Regions from separate parts of the Homo sapiens genome. Here region 1 is linked to region 2. Evidence: chromatin loops called from intact Hi-C (ENCODE). Cell type or tissue: GM12878. All regions are shown on one strand. Each heading gives the region's core, and the rest is flanking DNA. Links, peaks and the distances in the headings are about the cores only. Region 1 has its middle 360 kb from the start of SMYD3-AS1. Region 2 overlaps SMYD3 (SET and MYND domain containing 3).

Region 1 (2,912 bases), core at 315-2,814, 63 kb before region 2:
TGTGTTCTCATCCCAAAGGAGCAACTAATGGCATCAAGTTACTGACGTGAAAAAAGCCTGCCGCTACAATGACTATGGATTAATGAAATAGCAGTCATGGAGGCTGGGGTGGCAATAAATCGCCAGCCACTGGTGACACGAATTTTAAATTTTGTTCTCCATCCCTTGCCCCCTTCTCCAAAATTATTTTGCTGTAAAGTTGTTTGGTAAATGTTTACCTTTGCTTAGATGTTTGCTTTCTATTAAAAGTTGATGCAGGCAGGGCCCCTAGCTCTTAGAAAACTGGAAGCGGGATGAGAGGGATTTAAAAGCCTATCATGCTTTCTCTAGGAGGCGTGAAGGCAAATCTCTTAATCCAGGATCATCACTGACTGATAAATTTCATTCAGAAAATTTGGCAAACACAAGGTTCTTTCAGTGAACGCTGCTCATCTGGCATGTAAGTTACTATTCCTACCTTCTGTTATGACTTTTTTCCTAATGAATTTAAAATGAGGAACCCGTACAATTCCCACCAGTGTTTTTGAAAGGTAGCAAGTCTATTTCTCATCTGATGAAGGGCCCCAGGGTATCCACTGATGGGCCACAGGGAGTCTCAGAATCTCTGATCCTAAAAGCAAACTGTTCATACGTACAGTTGGCCCTCTGTATCTGCAGGTCCCGCCATCTGTGGATTCAACTAATATTGGGTTGAAAATATTCAGAAAAACACTGCATTTGTATGGAACAGGTACAAACTTTTTCCTTGTCATTATTCCTTAAATGCAGTATAGCAACTATTTCCATGGCATTTACATTTTAGTAAGTATTACAAGCAATCTACAGATGATTTAAGGTACGCGAGGATGCGCATGGGTTATAAGCAAATACCACGCCATTTTATGTCGGGAACTTGAGCACCTGTGGATTTTGGTACCCAGGATGTCCTGGAGCCAATCCCTCATGGATACCAAGGGAAAACTGTATGGTTTTCTAGAAAGAAGGTCTTTAGATTCATCAAATTCACTAAATGTTCTGTAACATCAAAAACAAACAAACAAACAAACAAACAAACAAAAAAACAAAAACAAAAAACGTAAGGCTAACTATGGTGGACTGCAGTGATGGCTCCAGTTTCTTCCTCCCCAGGTGTCCACGCCCTTGCAATGGTGCTCTGCAGTCCCTCCTAATGAGGAGCCTGTACCCATCCCTTGATTCTGGGGTGGCCTTGAGATTGGCTGTGGTCCATGGGATACTAATATGATACAAGCAGAGTTGAAAAAGTATTTGTACACTGGGGCTTGCCTCCTTACAGTGCCCAGAACTCCACAGCCACGTGAACAAGGCTGGGCGAACTGATGAGCTACATGGCCCAGTCACCTCCACTTCCCAGCAGACCTACCAACCAGCAACCACATAGAGTGAGTGAGCCCACTGAGACCAGCATGCCTAGGCCAAACCAGAAGGACTGTCCAGCTCAAACTGCTGACTTACAATAACCTTAAAAAAAAGGTTATTTTAAGCAACTAAGTTCTGGGGTAGTTTGTTATGCGGTAAAGCTAACTGACTTGCTAGGTTGGGGAAGTTCTCCTGGATAATATCCTGAAGAGAGATTTCCAGCTTGGTTCCATTCTCCCTGTCACTTTCAGGTACACCAGTCAAACGTAGATGTGGTCTTTTCACATAGTCCCAAATTTCTTGGAGGCTTTGTTCATTTCTTTTCATTCTTTTTTCTCTAATTTTGTCTTCTTGCTTTATTTCATTAAGTCGATCTTCAATCTCTGATATCCTTTCTTCCACTTGATTGATTTGGCTACTGATACTTGTATATGCTCCACAAAGTTCTCGTGCTGTGTTTTTCAGCTCTATCAGGTCATTTATGTTCTTCTCTAAACTTGTTATTCTAGTTAGCAATTCATTGAACCTTTTTTCAAGGTTCTTAGCTTCCTTGCATTGGGTTAGAACATGCTCCTTTAGCTTGGAGGAGTTTGTTATTACCCACCTTCTGAAGCCTACTTCTGTCAATTTGTCAAACTCATTCTCCATCCAGTTTTGTTCCCTTGCTGGCGAGGAGTTGTGATCCTTTGGAGGAGAAGAGGCATTCTGGGTTTTGGAATTTTCAGCCTTTTTTTTTTGCTGGTTTCTCCCCATCTTCATGGATTTATCTACCTTTGGTCTCTAATGTTGGTGACCTTCAGATGGGGTCTCTGAGTGGACGTCCTTTTTGTTGATGTTGATGCTATTCCTTTCTGTTTGTTAGTTTTCCTTCTAACAGTCAGGCCCCTCTGCTGCAAGTCTGCTGGAGTTTGCTGAGGTCCTCTCCAGACCCGGTTTGCCTGGGTATCACCAGCGGAGGCTGCAGAACAGCAAAGATTGCTGCCTGTTCCTTCTTCTGGAAGGTTTGTCCCAGAAGGGCACCCACCAGATGCCAGCCAGAGCTCTCCGGTATGAGGTGTCTGTTGGCCCCTACTGGGAGGTGTCTCCTAGTCAGGATACACAGGGGTCAGGGACCCACTTGAGGAGGTAGTCTAACCCTTATCAGAGCTCGAATAGGCAAAAACTGGAAGCATTCCCTTTGAAAACCGGCACAAGACAAGGATGCCCTCTCTCGCCACTCCTATTCAACATAGTATTGGAAGTTCTGGCCAGGACAATCAGGCAAGAGAAAGAAATAAAGCGTATTCAAATAGGAAGAGAGGAAGTCAAATTGTCTGTGCTTGCAGATGACATGATTCTATATTTAGAAAACCCCACCATCTCAGCACCAAAATCTCCTTAAGCTGATAAGCAACTTCAGCAAAGTCTCAGGATACAAAATCAATGAGCAAAAATCACAAGCATTCCTATACACAAACAGAGAGCCGAATCATGAGTGAACTCCCATTCACAATTGCTACAAAGACAACAAAATACCTAGAAATACAACTTCCAAG
Region 2 (2,912 bases), core at 201-2,700:
TTCTTTCCTACCCCATCATCTGATCAATTCTGGACATTCCTTTCAACCCTGTGGCCATCTATTACAAGTTGAGTGCCTACTATGTGTCAGAGAATATGTTAGCTGCTGGGAAGACAGTTATGAAGAAGACGGGGTCTTTCCAGTTGTTCAACTTTTTTTGCTACTCATAAAGAGGATAAAAGAAAGAGAAAGAAGAGAAAGAATTCCAGTCTGTTAGGAAATATTATAAAATTACTCCAAAGTGGGGATGCAGAATTAAAATATACCAGAAGTAAAAAAGAGAAATGCTGATGTTCTATTTCATGATCAATAATAAAAACAGTAACAGCTTATATTTGTTGAATGCTTATTTTTTGCCATCCATATTGCTAGGATTTGTCTTACTTAATCCTTATCACAACGCTGTGAGGTAGGTACTGTAAATAAATCCATTTTAGAAATGGGAAAACTGAGGCTCAGGGAAGTTAAATTCCATGTCTACAATAAAATATCTCAAAGCAATGGAGTTGCCGCAGAAACCTACCTGCCTCCGATACCTGAACCCTTCCTTGCTATGCTATATTGCAGGAACTTGGCCCTAAACTGACACCTTGCCAACTTGGGATACGTGTTATTTCTAAAGATGAACTTTCAAAGTGGGTTAAAAGAGGGAGAAGGCCGGGCGCGGTGGCTCACGCCTGTAATCCCAGCACTTTGGGAGGCCGAGGCGGGTGGATCATGAGGTCAGGAGATGGAGACCATCCTGGCTAACAAGGTGAAACCCCGTCTCTACTAAAAATACAAAAAATTAGCCGGGCGCGGTGGCGGGCGCCTGTAGTCCCAGCTACTCGGGAGGCTGAGGCAGGAGAATGGCGTGAACCCGGGAGGCGGAGCTTGCAGTGAGCCGAGATCGCGCCACTGCAGTCCGCAATCCGGCCTGGGCGACAGAGCGAGACTCCGTCTCAAAAAAAAAAAAAAAAAAAAAAAAAAAAAGAGGGAGAAAAATGGTAAGACATATCTTCCTAACAGTTAGAAATGAACAGAGAAATGAGTCAGGATTGAGGACAGGGCTGAAGGTGTCTTCTGGGACCAGTCAAGAGTGGGGTGTGGTCAGGCTGCTGCTGCTCACTCCTCCTCCCACGCAGCACCCACAGGCTGCATGGTGCAACTGGGAGGCTTGCTGGAAAATGGCAAGTCCTGCTGCAGGCGGGCTACAGTGGGCAGCCCTCACCTCCACTCCTGGCCAAACTGACCAGGGCCACTCTCCTTACACAGAGACCATGCTGCTGACCAGGTCTCTCTGGGGCCATCAGCCTCAGGTCAGCAAAAGGTCTTACAAAAGTCAAGAAATTGCTTATGATTACAGCTCTGCAATGCAAACGCGTTTTTACCAACAAAGAAAAAAAAAAGGTTGGAGAGGAAGAAGAAGAGAGAAAAAGAAACATTTGGCCAAGGCCAGAAAGGGTCCACCGAAGTCAGCCTCCGAACTTCCGGTCCAATGTTGACACCTTGTTCACTGGTGACAACTCAGGACTGTACCCCAAATTACACAATGCTACTTGAGGGAAGCAGGCCTGGCAGCAGAGAGAGAATTACCGGCACACATTAGTGAGAGCAATCGCAGCCAACTCAAAACCGCACTCGAAAACGGCCTTGCATTCATGGACTGGTAGTTACTTCCTGGTTTCTAAGAAACCAAATAAAATTAAAACTCACCATTAATAACAAAACAACACTTTACAGTCCCCCCTTCCCTTTCAGAGACGCATCAAGTGACGGCACCTGATCAAAGCTGAATTATTAAAAGTCTATAGATTAATCCTGTAACTCTCAAGAGCCCAGAGTTTGTAATTTCCCAGGGAAAAAAAAAAAAAACAAAAAACAAAAAAACAGAAGCAATCTACACCGTGAAAAATTTAATTGCACTTTAATTACCAGTTAAGCTGAATAGCATGAGATATGGGTGCCTTTAATTTTTAATAGTCGTTATGATTCCAAGAGAATTTTAAAGGGAAATAATTTAATCTCTTGAGAGTATTCTCCTCTTCTGCCACTGCCAAAATCAAAATGAGGACAGAAAAAAATGTAAAGGGCGATTCAAATTCTTCCAGATCATAACCCAGGACGGCCCCCAGCAATAATAAACTGGCTGTTCCCAGGCAGCTGCACTGCACATTTTCATGATATGCTAATATAGAAATGGGTTTCCTGCAGTTGAGTTCTGGTACATTAAGCAGATAAACGCCCTTGGCTGGGGTGTTTCTTTTTTAAAATCAGATCTAAAGATGGCATACTTGTTTCTTTGTCTCTCAGAGCCTGGCACCAATATGGGCATGCATACCCCCACCTACGTAACACACATACACAAACCTGGGCACCCATATACACATACTCTTCCACATGCTGCCATGATGCCCCAAAACATCCTTTTGAAAGGAAAAAGGGAAGAGGGTAACACAATCACACAAGGCTCCAACAAAAATGGAAATCAGCAGGTCTGAGAATTCAAAAGGAAATAAGCGTAGCCTCCACTTTCACTTTATCTGAGAACCACCTGACTCAGGAAGGAGCTGGCCTCTTGAGAGCTGGTGCAGGAGGGAGCCGCCTGGACCGGGTGAGGCTGGCCACTTTCCCCTTTCTCAAGCACACACTGGCCTTCTCAACTTGCTGAGGCTCTTGAGGTTTGCCTGTTGTGCAGGTGTAGTTGTCTCCATTGAGGCTGCAGTGTGCCTCAGCCTCTTCTTGGGGATGCTGTCCCATCCCAGGACAGTGCTTTTTTTTGGAAATAAATTAGGTTGTGATTTCTTTTTTTTTTAGTTTTTATTTGTGAGACAGAGTCTCATTTTGTTGCCCAGGCTGGAGTGCAATGGCACGATCTCAGCTCATTGGAACCACTACCTCCTGGGTTCAAGCGATTCTCGTGCCTCAGCCTC

What was found. A loop is a pair of places that touch in the nucleus more often than their neighbours do. Peaks named below come from ENCODE experiments on the same cell type or tissue, not always from the same donor. Only the 100,000 strongest peaks of a DNase experiment are listed, where the experiment ranks them.
Region 1: a loop joins it to region 2, with 3 times the contacts of the local background. A loop is called at or near these places in 2 of 110 quality-filtered maps.

The regions. Positions count from the first base shown.
Region 1 is chr1:245,743,237-245,746,148 of GRCh38, forward strand. No RefSeq gene overlaps it. Among named protein-coding and RNA genes, the nearest start is that of SMYD3-AS1, 360 kb to the right of the region's middle. In GM12878, for the core only: no CTCF peak of the experiment used is centred there; no DNase peak of the experiment used is centred there.
Region 2 is chr1:245,805,974-245,808,885 of GRCh38, forward strand. All of the region lies in intron 10 of SMYD3 (SET and MYND domain containing 3), which reads right to left. Among named protein-coding and RNA genes, the nearest start is that of SMYD3-AS1, 300 kb to the right of the region's middle. RefSeq lists an enhancer at 1,280-1,439. In GM12878, for the core only: no CTCF peak of the experiment used is centred there; DNase peaks (open chromatin) are centred at 1,098, 1,568 and 2,428; H3K4me3 peaks cover 1,344 bases; H3K27ac peaks cover 1,517 bases.